Linked DNA regions of Homo sapiens: region 2 is linked to region 1. A link is an interaction called in ENCODE POLR2A ChIA-PET data of the cell type or tissue named here. Cell type or tissue: PC-9. All regions are shown on one strand. Each heading gives the region's core, and the rest is flanking DNA. Links, peaks and the distances in the headings are about the cores only. Region 1 overlaps MIPOL1 (mirror-image polydactyly 1). Region 2 overlaps MIPOL1 (mirror-image polydactyly 1).

Evidence for each region. Peaks named below come from ENCODE experiments on the same cell type or tissue, not always from the same donor. Only the 100,000 strongest peaks of a DNase experiment are listed, where the experiment ranks them.
Region 2: POLR2A ChIA-PET joins it to region 1 with 5 read pairs; 2 of 35 experiments call an interaction of 5 or more read pairs at or near these places.

Annotation. Positions count from the first base shown.
Region 1 is chr14:37,425,482-37,434,632 of GRCh38, reverse strand. The region is part of intron 11 of MIPOL1 (mirror-image polydactyly 1); the gene reads right to left. It also overlaps the pseudogene RNU6-886P. Among named protein-coding and RNA genes, the nearest start is that of FOXA1, 170 kb to the left of the region's middle. In PC-9, for the core only: no CTCF peak of the experiment used is centred there; a DNase peak (open chromatin) is centred at 5,482; H3K4me3 peaks cover 906 bases; H3K27ac peaks cover 1,694 bases.
Region 2 is chr14:37,357,810-37,366,960 of GRCh38, reverse strand. All of the region lies in intron 9 of MIPOL1 (mirror-image polydactyly 1), which reads right to left. Among named protein-coding and RNA genes, the nearest start is that of MIPOL1, 160 kb to the right of the region's middle. In PC-9, for the core only: no CTCF peak of the experiment used is centred there; no DNase peak of the experiment used is centred there.

The DNA of each region.
Region 1 (9,151 bases), core at 494-8,493:
AGTTCAAGACTAGCCTGGGCAACATAGTGAGACCTTGCCTCTATTTTTTTTTTAAATTAGTGCTCACCTTGGGTACATATACTAAAATTAGAACCATACAGAGAAGATTAGCATGGCTCCTATGCAAGGATGACAGACAAATTCGTGAAGCATTCCATATTTTTGGGAGAAAATTTTTGCAATCTATCCATCTAACAAAGGGCTAATATCCAGAACCTACAAGGAACTTAAACAAATTTACAAGAAAAAAAACAACCTCATCAAAAAATGAGCGAAGGATATGAACAGACACTTCTCAAAAGAAGACACTTATGTGGCCAACAAACATATGAAAAAAAGCTCATCACCATTGGTCATTAGAGAAATGCAAATCAAAACCACAGTCAGATACCATCTCACGCCAGTTAGAATGGTGATCATTAAAAAGCCAGGAAACAACAGAGGCTGGAGAGGATGTGGAGACATAGGAATGCTTTTACACTGTTGGTGGGAGTGTAAATTAGTTCAACCATTTTGGAAAACAGTGTGGTGATTCCTCTAGGATCTAGAACCAGAAATACCATTTGATCCAGCGATCCCATTACTGGGTATATACCCAAAGGATTATAAATCATTTTATGATAAAGACACATGCACACGTATGTTTATTGCGGCACTATTCACAATAGGAAACACTTGGAACCAACCCAAATGCCCATCAATGATAGACGGGATAAAGAAAATGTAGCACATATACACCATGGACTACTATGCAGCCATAAAGAAGAGTGAGTTCAGGGTCGGGTGCGGTGGCTCATGCCTGTAATCCTGGCACTTTGGGAGGCCGAGGCAGGTGGATCACCTGAGATAAGGAGTTTGAGACCAGCCTGGCCAACATGGTGAAACCCCGTCTCTACTAAAAATACAAAAATTAGCCGGGCATGGTGGCGGGCACCTGTAATCCCAGCTACTTGGGAGGCTGAGGCAGAAGAATCACTTGAACCTGGGAGGCAGAGGTTGCAGTGAGCTGAGATCACGCCACTGCACTCCAGCCTGGGCAACAGATCGAGACTTGGTCTCAAAAAAACAAACAAACAAGAATGAGTTCATGTCCTTTGCAGGGACATTGTTGAAGCTGGAGACCATCATTCTCAGCAAACTAACACAGGAACAGAAAACCAAACACTGCAAGTTCTCACTCATAAGCGGAAGTTGAACAATGAGAACACATGGACACAGGAAGGGGACCATCACACACCGGGGCCTGTTGGAGGTTGGGGGGCAAGGGGAGGGATAGCATTAGGAGAAATACCTAATGTAGATGATGGGTTGATGGGTGCAGCAAACCACCATGGTACATGTATACCTGTGTAACAAACCTGCACTCTGCACATGTATCCCAGAACTGAAAGTATAATTAAAAAAAAAAATTAGGCATGGTGGCATGTGCCTGTAGTCCTAGCTACTCAGGAGGCTGAGGCAGGAGGATCATTTCAGCATGGGAGTTTGAGGCTGCAGTGAGCTATGATTGCACCACTGCACTCCAGCCTAGGAAACAGAGCGAGACCCTGAGTCAAAAATAAAAAATTTTAAAAAGTACAACATCAGCCCTTCACTGGTTTTCCAGCCCGATGGCTTGCTCTGAGATTTTCAGACTTGCCAGGCCCCACAATTGTTTGAGCCAACTTCTTAAAATGAATCTCTTGCCCTATTTATATACAGTCTATTGGTTCTCTTTCTCTGAAGAACCCTGAATAATAAACATGTCATACTATAATCCTAAGCGTCCCACATTGCCAGATCTCCTAGATCTCATTTTGGCAATGAATTTAATATATTTTTTCCAATGATATGCAGACCAAACAAAGCAACCACGGAAAATATTTTATTTTTTCATTCTAAGAATAATGCTGCAATGAACAGTGGATAATGATACTATTTCCTAAGTTTTTTTTTTAATTCTAAATTTTAAGAAAGGTAAAATCCAAACAAATGTTTCCAATGATAGTTTTCAAATATGAACACTGTAGGTCTAAAAAAAAAAGAAATTTTTTTGGTAGGTGATATATTTGCTTTATTATATGGAGACACCATTTTGACCCACATCCGTGTAAATAACTAACCTACATGCTGGACTAGGTTCATGTCATCTAAAATCATTCATTCATTTACACATTTATCAATGAGTTCTTATTATATGCAATGCACACAAAAAAACATTGTGCAGGAGACACTGTACATCTGAATAAACTTTCAATCTAGTGTTAACTTTGTTTATTCATTTGTGGACATATATTTACTAAAGTCTTGCTATACATAAAGAACAGAAGCACTAGTAGGGGAGTTAAGACACATATTCATAGAACTATTGGACTAGAAGGCATGAGGTATGTATTGCAAGAGAGCCACTGTGAATAACTATGGTAGGAATTTTACACAGTGAGATCACTTCTAACGGACAAGATTAGAAAAGGATTAATAGAATAGCTGTTACTTAAATTATGATGTGAAGCCTCAATAAAAATGGGATAGGCAGAGATGGAGTAGTCCAGGAGGAAATGACGACATGAGAAAGCACTGAAGTGGGAAATTGTTGGGTGTGTCCATGGAATATTGAACAATCTATTTTGGGAGTGCACAAAATAGTCAATTCAGTGTAACAAATATTTGTTGAGCGCTTACTATGTGTGAAGCAGTATACCAGTGACACAAATATGAATGAAACTGGGAAGCAAAAAGATGATTGGTGAAATACTAAACTAGAAACAGGGCCGGGCGTAGTGGCTCACGCCTGTAATCCCAGCACTTTGGGAGGCTGAGGCGAGCGGATCACGAGGTCAGGAGACCGAGACCATCCTGGCTAACATGGTGAAACCCCGTTCCTACTAAAAGTACAAAAAAAAAAAAATTAGCCAGGCATGGTGGCGGGTGCCTGTAGTCCCAGCTAGTTGGGAGGCTGAGGCAGGAGAATGGTGTGAACCTGGGAGGTGGAGCTTGCAGTGAGCTGAGATCGCGCCACTGCACTCCAGCCTGGGCGACAGAGCAAGACTCTGTCTCAAAAAAAAAAAAAAAAAAAAAAAAAAAGAAACAGAGATGGCAGCAATATCAAGGAAGTTCATGAACGTTACATTAAAGAGTTCGGACTTTATTATATATGTAATGTGGTATTGTTAAATACTATTGATGGCTGAATCAGAGGGTGAAAATAAAGTTTCAGGAATCTTAAGAGAAGTAAGGATGGAGAAGACAAGTAAACAAAGTAGCAAAAAAAGCTTGGGCATGAAATTATTCAGGTGTAGTCTAAGTAGGCAAAGGCAAAAGTGACAATGATTGCAAGGAAAAATCTAGCAAAAGCTCGTTATAAATTAAATTTAAGAAAGCGATGAATCAAAGATTACCTATGTAGGAGGCAATTGCCACCTGTGGACCTATAATAATAGTGATTCTGAGTGCCAAGACCAAGGGAAACACTGCACTTTTTTAATCTAACAAAATATAAAACTGTATTTTTCTCAAGCTAATAGAAACAACGTTTAGAAACATCAAATTCCAGGACCTATAATTAGCAAGCCCATTCTAATACAAACTCTGGGTCCTTTGCTAGGCACAACCATTAAGTGACAAAATATTTTGTTAAATGCTCTTAAAAGGAGGTTGAGTCACTTTGTAGAATAACAATTAGCAGTTGAGAGCTATACATGTTGAAATTTAGTTTTATTCTTATAGCTTACTGTGTTGAATAAGGCGCAGAAAATTGTGAAAACTGATAATGCCAAAAAACGTCCTTCTGGATAGAAAGCTATAGAAGATACAAATTTACTTCAGTAGCAATAGCCTCTTTACTAATTTAATTGTCTTATGTCTCAAGACAGCAAACATTTGTAAGTGATTTTATAAATTACATTTATTAATATATCTCCTTTGCACAGTGCTTCACAGTTTTCAAAAACATTCAGATGTATCATCTCACTGATTTTCATATTAAGCAGGTTAGATACTATTGCTGTTTACAGGTGAGGCAATCGACATTCAGAAGTAGCTTAGTAAATGCCACATTCTATAAGTTGAGAGGAAGAAGAGACAAATGCTTAATAAATATAGTCCAAATCACTGGACATACAGAAAATGTATACTTTTTTTTAAAAAAAAAAACTATTTTAATTTTCTTTTTGTTTTACATTCCAGAGTCACCAATAAATATATATATAGTGACTTGAACAGTGAAGCCAGCTGTAAATTTTTAAATTTAAAGGCCCTGAAAATAGACACAACTTAATGGCATAAAAAGACTGTTTGACTTTAAATGTTACTAAATAAAAATTTAATCTACCATATAAAGGGGTAACAAATTTCATAAAATGTGAGAAGTAGAAAAAGCTTTTCACGTCAAAATTAAAGAAGCTGAAATCAAGCAAAGTTGAAACTTGTCTACGGTAATCAAAAAAAAATCTGATTAATGCCAAAGATGGAAGTGTAATTCAAGTCTTCTTGTGTTCTTTTTAATCACAGCTGTTGCAGTATGGTACCATAATGTAGCTCCATAGATAGTTAATTATTAGAGAAAACAGAGGTGTGACAAAAAATTTATGTCACCGGGTAGGCCAACTGACACTACTGATTAGAATATACAACTAACGAGGTCAGGATTGAGTGTTCAACCCCACTCTTGGTGAGGGATTTGCATTGAGAAAAATATTGCTTCATGGCTATAGTTTGCATGCTATAATCACCAGTGACTTTTCTTATCAACTCGTAGTTCTGACCAAGAAAGCATATGGTCCAATAAAAAACTATCACTACCATTAAAACAAAACAAAAAAACCCCATGGATTCTAGTGACAGTCAGCAGTATTTCTGACTGTTAAGGACAGTATATACACAGACCAAAAAAAGTACACAAAGAGAAAAGGACCTATACTGAATAAAATTTACTAAAGTAATATAGAAAAAAATAAAGAATTTTACTTTCTTTTTGTGTATATTTCATCTGGCCTCTATCTTTATGGTTTCTATGACTTTTAAATGTATACTACAAACCCAGTAAGTAGGGTTAATGTTTATTCCACTTTTCACTATGTTAAACACGTAAGTATTTCATATAATTATTATCAAAAAATACTAGTTCAATCACAGGAAACAAATTACCTTAAAAAGTGAAGAATTCTCTTCAACATTTTTGTTCTAAAATGTCAACTTTACCATATTCTGAATGGCATTACAAATTCACACATGGAATCACACAAAATATAATAAAAATTTAAAACACACTGACTTGTTAATTATAATATGTATAATAAATCCTATACTACTGGCTCCAAACAACAAGGTCTAATTCTTGTCTAAACACTTTAATTTACACTTTCTTTAAGTGAAAGAAAATATAAGGAAGCACTATAAAATCAGCAAACATCGAAACAGGCATTCCCTCAATTAGAAAAGAGTTTGTTATTATTATGCCTCCTGAACTTAGGAATGCAGCACTACAGGTTTATAACAACAGGAAAAAAATCATTACTAAATACAAATCTAATCCCTACAAGTTTAAGATTCTTTCTTGATGAAACTGTCTAGATTTAGATTAATGAAAGTGTTGCAAATGGATTTAGCATTTGCTATAGCAATCAGGAGGTACTAATATTTACTAATAGCACTTTTATAATATGTGGAATTTATTTTAAATCTTTGTATTGTTAGTCCTCTCCTGCTATCTTTTCTGTTTTAATGCATAAGAGCTATCAGCTACAGTGGTAAGTTTAATATCTCTATCCTCCCATCTCACTGGCCACTGCTCCTAACTGCCAAAAGAAACAAAAGACCAACACTTCATTTTCTTAGCACTCAAAATATTCTAAAACTCAAAGGAAACAAACAGAATAAAGAAACTCATAAACCTGTATTTCCATATTTCCAGTTTCCTTATTTCCATACAAGGGAATGGAATGTTTTTACCAGCAGTAGCTCTTACACTAAACCAGAAAAAAAAAAAAAAAAAGATTTTTGGAAAAAAACCCACTTTTTTAAAAAAAAGGCCAGTATCACTAATTAGTAAAGAAGAAAAAAACTGGGGAGACAGAGTCTCACTCTGTTTCCCAGGCTGGAGTACACTGGTGTGATCTCCACCCACGGCAACCTCTGCCTCTTGGGCTCAAGTGATCCTCCCACCTCAGCCTCCCGAGTAGCTGGGATTACAGGCACACGCCATGCCTTGCTAAATTTTGTATTTTTTGTAGAGATGGGGTTTGGTCATGTTGCCCAGGCTGGTCTTGAACTCCTGGACTCAAGTGATCCGCCAGCCTCCCAAAGTGCTGGGGTTACAGGCGTGAGCCACCATGCCCGGCCACTAATTAGTAAAATCAAAGGAAAGGTAGAATGAAAGCCATCATCATATTTTAATCTGCCCCTAAAACGAAGAGCTGATCATACATCCTCCATTGTTTTGGCTGTTGGAGAGTTGAGAGTCAGACTTGAAGTTTTCTCTTTTGCTGCTTCACAGTATACATGCCGGCTGTATTCTGACTCACTCCAGGCTCTAGCTACCTGTCCTAATCCTATATTTTCCCAGCCTTATTTTTTTCTTAAATATTGGTAAATAACTTTCTCTAATATGACAATATACATGTATAAATGTATATGTAAATGTAAACTGATTTGGATAGCTGTAAGTATTGCTTGCCAGACATAATCCATTATCTATGAGTTCTATCTATCCATTTAATCTATCTGAAAATTACAGTTAGTTTTAGGTTCCTTCACATAAAATGGAACCTTTTCATTTCCTCTATAACATAGGAAAATTAGTAGAAAAAACTAATATTTCTATGAATTAGTTGTGTTTCACATACAGATTTGTAAGCACCATTTACCAGGTGTGTAAGAAATACTGTTTACTTTCATTTAAATCAAATTAAAGTAGACTTTGAGCTTGCAGGAAACTTAAGCTTGGTTTTTTTCATAATTTCCTCCCCCGTCCTAGAGTTGTACATCCCAGGAATCTTAAACTAATCCCATTTAAAATAAATTTCTGTATATCCTCACAGAGTGTTCTCTGTACCTTTAAAAAAATGTGTGGTAAAATGACAACATAAAATTTACTATTTTAATCATTTTAACTGCACAACTTACTGGCAGTAAGTATACTGACAATATTGTACAATTGTCACCATTATTCATTTCCACAACTTTTCATCATCCCACTCTATGTAAATCATATAATTCCCCACTCTTATAACTCCGTATTCCCCTTCTCCAACTCCGGGTAACCTCTATTTTATTTTCTGTCTCTATGAACTTGGCTATTTTAAGTACCTCATATAAGTGGAATCATACAATCTTTCTTTCTTATCTGGTTTATTTCGCTTAGCATAATGTCTTTAGGTTTGTCCATGTTGCAGCATGTATTAGAATTTCATTTGTTTTTGAATAATGAATAGCTGGATAATGTTCCATTCTCTGTATATACCACATTTTGTTTATTCATCTGCTGAGGGACACTTGGGTGGTTTCCACCTTTTGGTTAATATGAACAATGCTTTCATAAACATCGGTGTACAGTAACTGCTTGTCCTTACTTTCAATTCTTTTGGGTATATACCTAGGAGTGGGCTTGCTAGATCATATGGTAATTCTGTGTTTGACCTTTGAGGAACCACCAAATTGTCTGCCACAGTGACTGCATCAATTTACATTCCCATCAGCGATGCAGGAAAGTTCTCTGTATCTTTTTGTTTTAGGAGAAACATGGAATCTCCCTGGAAGATGCAACTTCCCTTAAATTTTTGAGTGGATACCAAACATTCTTCCATGCATCACACATTGTGCAGGTCTCTTCTTATGATATATCTTCATTCAATATGTACGATTTATCTGTTTTTGGGTCATGCTCAGAACTGAGTGCTTCACTTCATTTAAGCATTTCACTTAAATAGTAACATTCCACTTTCCGACTTCAATCTCCTGTCTCTTCAGCTCTTGAATTATACATACTTGTGTGCATATATATATACACATATATAATATATATATATACATATATACATATTATATATGTATGTGTGTGTGTATATATATATATATATATATATATGTATATTTTGAGACAGAGTTTCACTCTTGTTGCCCAGGCTGGAGTGCAATGGTGCAATCTTGGCTCACTGCAACCTCCACCTCAAGTGATTCTCCTGCCTCAGCCTCCTGAGTAGCTGGGATTACAGGTGTCCGCCACTACACCTGGCTAATTTTTTGTATTTTTAGTAGAGACAGGGTTTCATCATGTTGGCCAGGGTGGTCTTGAACTCCTGACCTCAGGTGATCTGCCCACCCTCTCATGTTCAGAAGCCAACACTGACCCCTACTTTATGTAGGGGGTTGGAGGTGTGGTTAATACTAATTGTGGCCTCAAATTTACAAATATAGCTATTCTTAATTCCTTTACTCCTGTCTCTGATCACAATTTGGCCAGCTTTTTGTTCAAGGTGAACTTTTCTGCAGATACTCTAAATTCCATCCCTTCCTACCTCCTCTGGAATCTTGCTCTATAAGAATTCTTTATTGTGGCTTCCTCAAATTAGCCATAAATATACTCAAGTATTTGCTATTTTTCAAAAACAAAAATCCTTAACCTACGTTTCCTCTCTTCTCAATTATCATTACCACCTTTCTTACTCAAGTTTCTTCAAGGACTGCTCTATTGTCCAAATTGCTATGCTTCTTTACCTCCTAATTACTCTTCAATTCACAGAAAACTGATGTCTATATCTAATACTCTGTTGACTAAACTACTCTGTGGAAGTCACTAATGGCCACCGAATTTCCAATGTAAAGGATACCTTTGGTCCTTATCATAGTTAACCACTTAGTAACATTTGACTCTTTTTTCCTATGGGAAATCTTCTTTGGTTTCAGTGATATATTTTTTGGTTCTGCTCCTACCTCAATGATCTTTTGTTTTAAAAAGAAATATATCTTAACATTGGTTGATCAATAACAATAAACCAAACACTGTGCTAAGAACTGAATATACCTAAAACAACCCTATAAGTAGGTACTATTACTCTCATTTTAAAGAAAGGAAAGGAGCTTGGTGAGGTTCATTTATACACGACCACACATGTCATGGCTGTCTAATTGCAAATCCCAGTGGCTTTATTACATCACCATAAATTTTTTTTAAGTA
Region 2 (9,151 bases), core at 595-8,594, 68 kb after region 1:
TTATATCAGACAAAACAAATTTCAAGACAAAAACTCTAAGGAAAGACAAACAAGGTCATTATATAATGATAAAGTGGTCAATTCAGCAAGAGGATGCAGCAATTTTAAATATATATGCACTCAACATTCGAGCATCCATATATATATAAAGCAAGTATTATTAGAGCTAAAGAGAGATATAGGCTCCAATACAATAATAGCTGGATATATCAACATCCCACTTTCAGAGATGAACATATTTTCCATAAAGAAAATCAACAAAGAAACTTCGGACTGAATCTGAACTACAGACTAAATGGATCTACTAGACAGTTACGGAACATTTCGTCCAACGGCCGCAGAATGCACATTCTTTTCCTCAGCACAAGGATCATTCTCATGGGTAGATCATATGTTAGGTCACAAAACAAGTCTTAAAACATTAAAAAAACTGAAATAATATCAAACATCTTCTCTAACCACAATAGAAGAAAACTAGAAATTAATAACAGGAGGAATTCTGGAAACTACACAAACACACCAAAATTAAACAATATGCTCCTGAATGACCAGGGGGTCGATGAAGAAATTAAGAAGAAAACTGAAAAACTTCTTGAAACAAATGATAATGGAAACACAACATTGACTACAGGATACAGCAAAAGTAGTACTAAGAGGGAAGTTTATAGCGGTAAGAGCCTACAGCAAAAAAGAAGAAAAACTCAAACAAACAACCTAACAATGCATCTTAAAGAACTAGAAAAGAAAGAGCAAACCAAACCCAAAATTAGTAGAAGAAACAATAAAGATCAGAGCAGAAATGAATAAATTTGAAATGAAAAAAAATACAAGAGATCAATATAACAAAAGCCAGACTAAGAAAAAAGGAGAGAAAATCCAAATAAGTAAACTCAAAGATGAAAAGAGATACTATAAACAATATGACAGAAATTCAAAGGATTATTAGTGGCTACTATGAGCAACTATATGCCAATAAATTGACAAATCTAGAAGAAATGGACACATTCCTAGACACAAACAACCTACTGAGATTGAGCCAGGAAGAAATCTAAAACCTGAACAGACCAAGAGCAAGTAAAGAAATCGAAGCCATAATAAAAAGTATCCCAGTAAAGAAAAGCCTTGGACCTGATGGCTTCACTACTGAATTCTAATAAATATTTATAGAAGAACAAATACCAATCCTACTCAAACTATTCTGGAAAACAGAAGAAGAGGGAAGACTTCCAAACACATTCTACAAGGCCAGTATTATCATAATACCAAAACAAGACCAAGACACATCAAAAAAAGAAAACTGTAGGCCAATATCTCTGATGCATATTGATGCAAAAATCCTCAACAAAATACTAGCAAACGTGGTCAACAATACGTTAAAAAGATCATGCATCATGACTAAGTGGGATTTATCCCTGGGATGCAAGGATGATTCAACATACGCAAATCAATCAATGTGATACATCACATCAACAGAGTGAAGGACAAAAACCATATGATCATTTCAATAGATGCTGAAAATGCATTTGATGAAATTTAACATCCCTTCATGATAAAAACACTCAAAAAATTGGGTATAGAAGGAATGTACATTAACATAATAAAAGCCACATATGAGAGACCCACAACAAACATCATACTGAATGGGGAAAAACTGAAAGCCTTTCCTCTAAGATCTGGAAAACAACAAGGATGCCCACTTGCACCACTGTTATTCAACATAGTACTGGAAGTACTAGCCAGAGCAATCGGACAAGAGAAAGAAATAAAGGGCATCCAAACTGGAATGGAAGAAGTCAAATTATCCTTGTTTGCAGATGATATGATCACATATTTGGAAAAACCTGAAGATTCCACATACACACAAAAAAACTGTTAGAATTGATAAATTCAGTAAGGTTGCAGGATACAAAATCAACATACAAAAATCAGTAGCATTTCTATATGACAACAGTGAAAAATCTGAAAAAGAAATTTTAGAAAACACTCCCATTTATCACAGCTACAGATGAAATTAAATACCAAGAGATTAATTTAACCAAAGAAAACTATAAAACACTGATGACAGAAATTAAAGAGAACACCAAAAAATGAAAAGACAGTCCTTGTTCATGGATTGGAAGAGTCAATATTGTAAAAATGTAGGTGCTACCCAAAGCAATATACAGATTCAATGCAATCTCTATCAAAATAACAATGACATTCTTCACAGAAATAGAAAAAACAATCCCAAAATGTATATGGAACCAGAAGAGATTCAGAAGAACCAAAGTTACCCTAAGCAAAAAGAACAAAACTGGAGGAATCTCTTTACTTCACTTTAAATTATACTACAGAGACAGAGTAAACAAAACAGTATGGTTCTGACATAAAAACACATAGACCAATGGAACAGAATAGAAAACCCAGAAACAAATCTACACACCTACAGTGAACTAATTTTTAACAAAAGTGCCAAGAACATACACTGGGGAAAAGACAGTCTCTTCAATAAATGGTGCTGGGAAAACTGGATTTCCATATGCAGAAGAATAAAACTAGACAACTAACCCTTGCCATATACAAAAATCAAATCAAAATGGATGAAAGACTTAAATCTAAGACTCCAGATTATGAAACTACTACAGAAAATATAAGGGAAAATCTCTAGGACATTGGTCTAAGCTGGTCTAAGCAAAAATTTCTTGGTTTCTGTTCCAAGACAGCCAAATAGGAACAGCTCCAGTCTGCAGATCCAAGTGTGATCCACGTAGAAGACTGGTGATTTCTGCATTTCCAACTAAAGTACCCAGTTCATCTCATTGGGATTGGTTAGACAGTGGGTGCAGCCCACAGTGGGTAAGCCAAAGCAGGGCAGGGCGTCACCTCACCCAGGAAGCGCAAGGGGTCAGGGGGATTTCCCTTTCCTAGCCAAGGGAAGCAGTAACAGACTGTACCTGGAAAAATGGGACATTCCGGCCCAAATACTGTGCTTTTCCCATGGTCTTAGCAACCAGCAGACCAGGAGATTTTCTCCCACGCCTGGCTCGGGGGGTCACATGCCCACGGAACATGGCTCACTGCTAGTGAAGCAGTCTGAGATGGACCTGTGAGGCTGCAGCTTGGCTGGGGGAGGGGTATCCGCCATTACTGAGGCTTATGTAGGTAAACAAAGCGGCCAGGAAACTTGAACTGGGCAGCGCCCACCACAGCTCGGGAAGGCCTACTGCATCTATACACTCCACCTCTGTGGGCAGGGCATAGTTGAACAAATGGCAGCGGACAACTTCTACAGACTTAAATGTCCCTGTCTGATAGCTCTGAAGAGAGCAGTGGTTCTCCCAGCACGGCATTTGAGCTTTGAGAATGGACAGACTGCCTCCTCAAGTAGGTCCCTGACAATCATGTAGCCTAACTGGAAGACACCTCCCACTGGGGCCGACAGACACCTCATACAGGTGGATGCCCCTCTGGGATGAAGCTTCCAGAAAAAGGAACAGACAGCAATATTTGCTGTTCTGCAATATTTACTGTTCTGCAGCCTCCACTGGTGATACGCAGGCAAACAGGGTCTGGAGTGGACCTCCAGCAAACTCCAATGGACCTGCAGCTGAGGGACCTGACTGTTAGAAGAAAAACTAAGAAACAGAAAGGAATAGTTTCAACATCCACAAAAAGGACACCTACACCAAAACCCCAACTGTAGGTCAAAAACATCAGAGACCAAAGGTAGATAAATACATAAAGATGGGGAGAAACCAGAGCAGAAAAGCTGAAAATTCTAAAAACCAGAGTGCCTCTTCTTCTCCAAAGGATCGCAGCTCCTCACCAGCAATGAAACAAAGCTAGATGCAGAATGACTTTGACAAACTGACAGAAGTAGGCTTCAGAAGGTCAGTAGTAACAAACTTCTCCAAGCTAAAGAAGCATGTTCTAACCCATGGCAAGGAATCTAAAAATCTTGAAAAAAGGTTGGACGAACAACTAACTAGAATAAACAGTGTAGAGAAGACCTTAAATGACCTGACAGAGCTGAAAACCATGGCACAAGAATGTCGTGACACATGCACAAGCTTCAATAGCCGATTCAATCAAGTGGAAGAAAGGGTATCAGTGATAGAAGATCAAATTAATGAAATATAGCGAGGGGAGAAGTTTAGAGAAAAAAGAGTAAAAAGAAACAAACAAAGCCTCCAAGAAATATGGGACCATGTGAAAAGACCAAATCTACATTTGATTGGTGTACCGGAAAGTGACGGGGAGAATGAAACCAAGTTGGAAAACACTCTTCAGGATATTATCCAGGAGAACTTCCCCAACCTAGCAAGGCAGACCAACATTCAAATTCAGGAAATACAGAGAGCACCACAAAGATACTGCTTGAGAAGAGCAACCCCAAGACACGTAATTGTCAGATTCACCAAGGTTGAAATAAAGGAAAAAATGTTAAGTGCAGCCAGAGAGAAAGGTCAGGTTACCCACAAAGGGAAGCCCATCAGACTAACAGTGCATCTATCGGCAGAAACCCTACAAGCCAGAAGAGAGTGGGGGTCAATATTCAACATTCTTAAAGAAAAGAATTTTCAACCCAGAATTTCATATCCAGCCAAACTAAGCTTCATAAGTGAAGGAGAAATAATCCTTTACAGACAACCAAATGCTGAGAGATTTTGCCACCACCAGGCCTGCCTTACAAGAGCTCCTGAAGGAAGCACTAAATATAGAAAGGAACAACCAGTACTAGCCACTGCAAAAACATGCCAAATTGTAAAGACCATTGATGCTATGAAGAAACTGCATCAATTAACGGGCAAATTAACCAGCTAACATCATAATGACAGGATCATATTCACACATAACAATATTAACCTTAAATGTAAATGAGCTAAATGCCCCAATTAAAGGACACAGACTGGCAAATTGGATAGAGTCAAGACCCATCAGTGTGCTGTGTTCAGGAGACCCATCTCACATGCAGAGACACACATAGCTCAAAACAAAGGGAAGGAGGAAGATCTACCAAGCAAATGGAAAGCAAAAAAAGCAGGCATTGCAATCCTAGTCTCTGATAAAACAGACTTTAAACCAACAAAAGTCAAAAGAGACAAACAGCACTTTGAAAGGCCAAGGCGGGCAGATCACAAGGTCAGGAGATTGAGACCATCCTGGCTAACATGGTGCAACCCGGACTCTACGAAAAATACAAAAAATTAGCTGGGCATGGGGGTGGGTGCCTGTAGTCCCAGCTACTCGAGAGGCTGAGGCAGGAGAATGGCATGAACCCGGGGAAGGCGGAGCTTGCATTGGGCCGAAATCGAGCCACTGCCCTTCAGACTGCGAGAGAGGCAAAAAAAAAAAAAAAAAAAAAAAAAAAGAGAGAGAGGGAGAAACAAAAAAGGCCATCACATAATGGTAAAGGGAACAATTCAACAAGGAGAGCTAACTATCCTAAATATATATGCACCCAATACAGGAACACCCAGATTCATAAAGCAAGTCTTTAGAGACCTACAAAGAGACGTAGACTCCCACACAGTAGTAATGGGAGACCTTAACACCCCACTGTCAATATTAGACTGATCAATGAGAGAGAAGGTTAACCAAGAGAGAGAAGGATATCCAGGACTTGAATGCAGCTCTGCACCAAGGGGACCTAATAGACATCTACAGAACTCTTCACCCCAAATCAACAGAATACATATTCTTCTCAGTACCACATTGCACTTATTCTAAAATTGACGACATAATTGGAAGTAAAGAATTCCTTAGCATATGTAAAAGAACAGAAATCACAACAAACTGTCTCTCAGACCACAGTGCAATCAACTTAGAACTCAGGATTAAGAAACTCACTCAAAACTGCACAACTACATAAACGCTGAACAACTGCTCCTAAATGACTACTAGGTAAATAATGAAATGAAGGCAGAAACAAAGATGTTCTTTGAAACCAGTGAGAACAAAGATACAACGTAACAGAATCTCTGGGACACATTTAATGCAGTGTGTAGGCGGAAATTTATAGCACTAAATGCCCACAAGAGAAAGCAGAAAAGATCTAAAATTGACATCCTACCATCACAATTAAAAGAACTAGAGAAGCAAGAGCAAACACATTCAAAAGCTAGCAGAAGGCAAGAAATAACTAAGATCAGAGCAGAACTGAAAGAAATAGGGACACAAAAAACCCTTCAAAAAAATCAATGAATCCAGGAGCTGGTTTTTTGAAAAGATCAACAAAATTGATAGACTGCTAGCAAGACCAATAAAGAACAAAAGAGGGAAGAATCAAACAGACGCAATAAAAAATGACAAAGGGGATATCACCACCGATCCCACACAAATACAAGCTACCATCAGAGAATACTATAAAAACCTCTACGCAAATAAACTAGAAAATCTAGAAGAAATGGATGAATTCCTGGACACGTACACCCTCCCAAGACTAAACCAGGAAGAACTTGAATCTCTGAATAGACCAATAACAGGCTCTGAAATTGAGGCAATAACTAATAGCCTACTGAACAAAAAAGTCCAGGACTAGATGGATCACATCCGAATTCTACCAGAGGTACGAAGAGGAGATAGTACCATTCCTTCTGAAACTATTCCAATCAATAGAGAAAGAGGGAATCCTCCCTAATTCATTTTATGAGGCAACATCACCCTGATACCAAAGCGTGGCAGAGACACAACAAAAAAAGGGAATTTTAGACCAACATCCCTGATCAATATGGATGCGAATATCCTCAATAAAATACTGGCAAACCGAATCCAGCAGCACATCAAAAAGCTTATCCGCCAAGATCAAGTCGGCTTCATCCCCGGGATGCAAGGCTGGTTCAACATATGCAAATCAATAAACATAATACATCACATAAACAGAACCAATGACAAAAACCACATGATTGTCTCATTAGATGCAGAAAAGGCCTTCGACAAAATTCAACAGCCCTTCATGCTAAAAACTCACAATGAACTAGACATTGATGGAACGTATCTCAAAATAATAAGAGCTATTTATGACAAACCCACAGCCAATATTATACTGAATGGGAAAAAACTGGAAGCATTCCCTTTGAAAACCGGCACAAGACAAGGATGCCCTCTCTCACCACTCCTATTTAACATAGTGTTGGAAGTTCTGGCCAGGGCAATCGGGCAAGAGAAAGAAATAAAAGATATTCAATTATGAAAAGTGGAAGTCAAAGTTTGCAGATTACGTGATTGTATATTTAGAAAACCCCATCGTCTCAGTCCAAAATCTCCTTAAGTTGATAAGCAAATTAGGCAAATTCTCAGGATACAAAATCAATGTGCAAAAATCAAAAGTATTCCTATACACCAATAACAGAGAGCCAAATAATGAGTGAACTCCCATTCACAATTGCTACAAAGAGAATAAAATACCTAGGAATACAACTTACAAGGGATGTGAAGGACCTCTTCAAGAAGAACTACAAACCACTGCTCAAGGAAATAAAAGAAGAGACAAACAAATGGAAGAACATTCTATGCTCATGGATAGAAAGAATCAATATCATGAAAATGGCCATACTGCCCAAGGTAATTTATAGATTCAATGCTATCCGCATCAAGCTACCACTGACTTTCTTCACAGAATTGGAAAAAAACTACTTTAAAGTTCATATGGAACCAAAAAAGAGCCCACATTGCCAAGACAATCCTAAGCAAAAAGAAGAAAGCTGGAAGCATCACGCTACCTGACTTCAAACTACACTACAAGGCTACAGTAACCAAAACAGCACGGTACTGGTACCGAAACAGATATATAGACCAATCGAACAGAACAGAGGCCTCAGAAGTAACACCACACACCTACAACCATTTGGTCTTCGACAAACCTGACAAAAACTAGCAATGGGGAAAGGATTCCCTGTTTAATAAATCGTGCTGGGAAAACTGGCTAGCCATATGTAGAAAGCTGAAACTGGATCCCTTCCTTATACCTTATACAGAAATTAATTCAAGATGGATTAAAGACTTAAATATTAGACCTAAAACCATAAAAACCCTAGAAGAAAACCTAGGCAATACCATTCCAGACATAGGCATGGGCAAGGACGTCATGACTAAAACACCAAAAGCAAGGGCAACAAAAGCCAAAATTGACAAATAGGATCTGATTAAACTAAAGAGCTTCTGCACAGCAAGAGAAACTACCCTCAGAGTGAACAGGCAACCTACAGAATGGGAGAAAATTTTTGTAATCTACCTATGTGACAAAGGGCTGACATCCAGAATCTACAAAGAAATTTAACAAATTTACAAGAAAAAGGCAACCCCGTGAAAAAGTGGGCAAAGGGTATTAACAGACACTTCTCAAAAGAAGACATTTATGCATCCCACAGACACATGAAAAAATGCTCATCATCACTGGTCATCAGAGAAATGCAAATCAAAACCACAATGAGATACCATCTCACACCAGTTAGAATGGCAATGATTAAAAAGTCAGAAAACAACAGATGCTGGAGAGGATGTGGAGAAATAGGAACGCTTTTACACTTGGTGGGAGTGTAAATTAGTTCAACCATTGTGGAAGACAGTGTGGCAATTCCTCAAGGATCTAGGACTAGAAATAACATTTGACCCAGTGATTCCATTGCTGGATATATACCCAAAGGATTATAAATCATGCTGCTATAAAGACACATGCACAGGTATGTTTATTGCAGCACTATTCACAATAGCAAAGATTGGAATGAACTCAAATGCCCATCAATAATAGACTGGATTAAGAAAATGTGGCACATATACACCATGGAATACTATGCAGCCATAAAAAAGGATGAGTTCATATCCTTTGCAGAGACATGGATGAAGCTGGAAACCATCATTCTCAGCAAATTTTCAGAAGGACAGGAAACCAAACACTGCATGTTCTCACTCACAGATGGGAATTGAAAACTTAGAACACTTGGACATAGGGCAGGGAACATCACACACGGGGGCCTCTCAGGGGGCAGGAAGCTGGGGGAGGGATAGCATTAGGAGAAATACCTAACATAAATGACGAGTTGATGGGTGCAGCAAACCATCATGGCACATGTATAACTATGTAACAAACCTGCACATTGTGCACATGTACCCTAGAACTTAAAGTATAATTAAAAAAACAAAAAAAGAAAAAAATATTTCTTGAGCAATACCC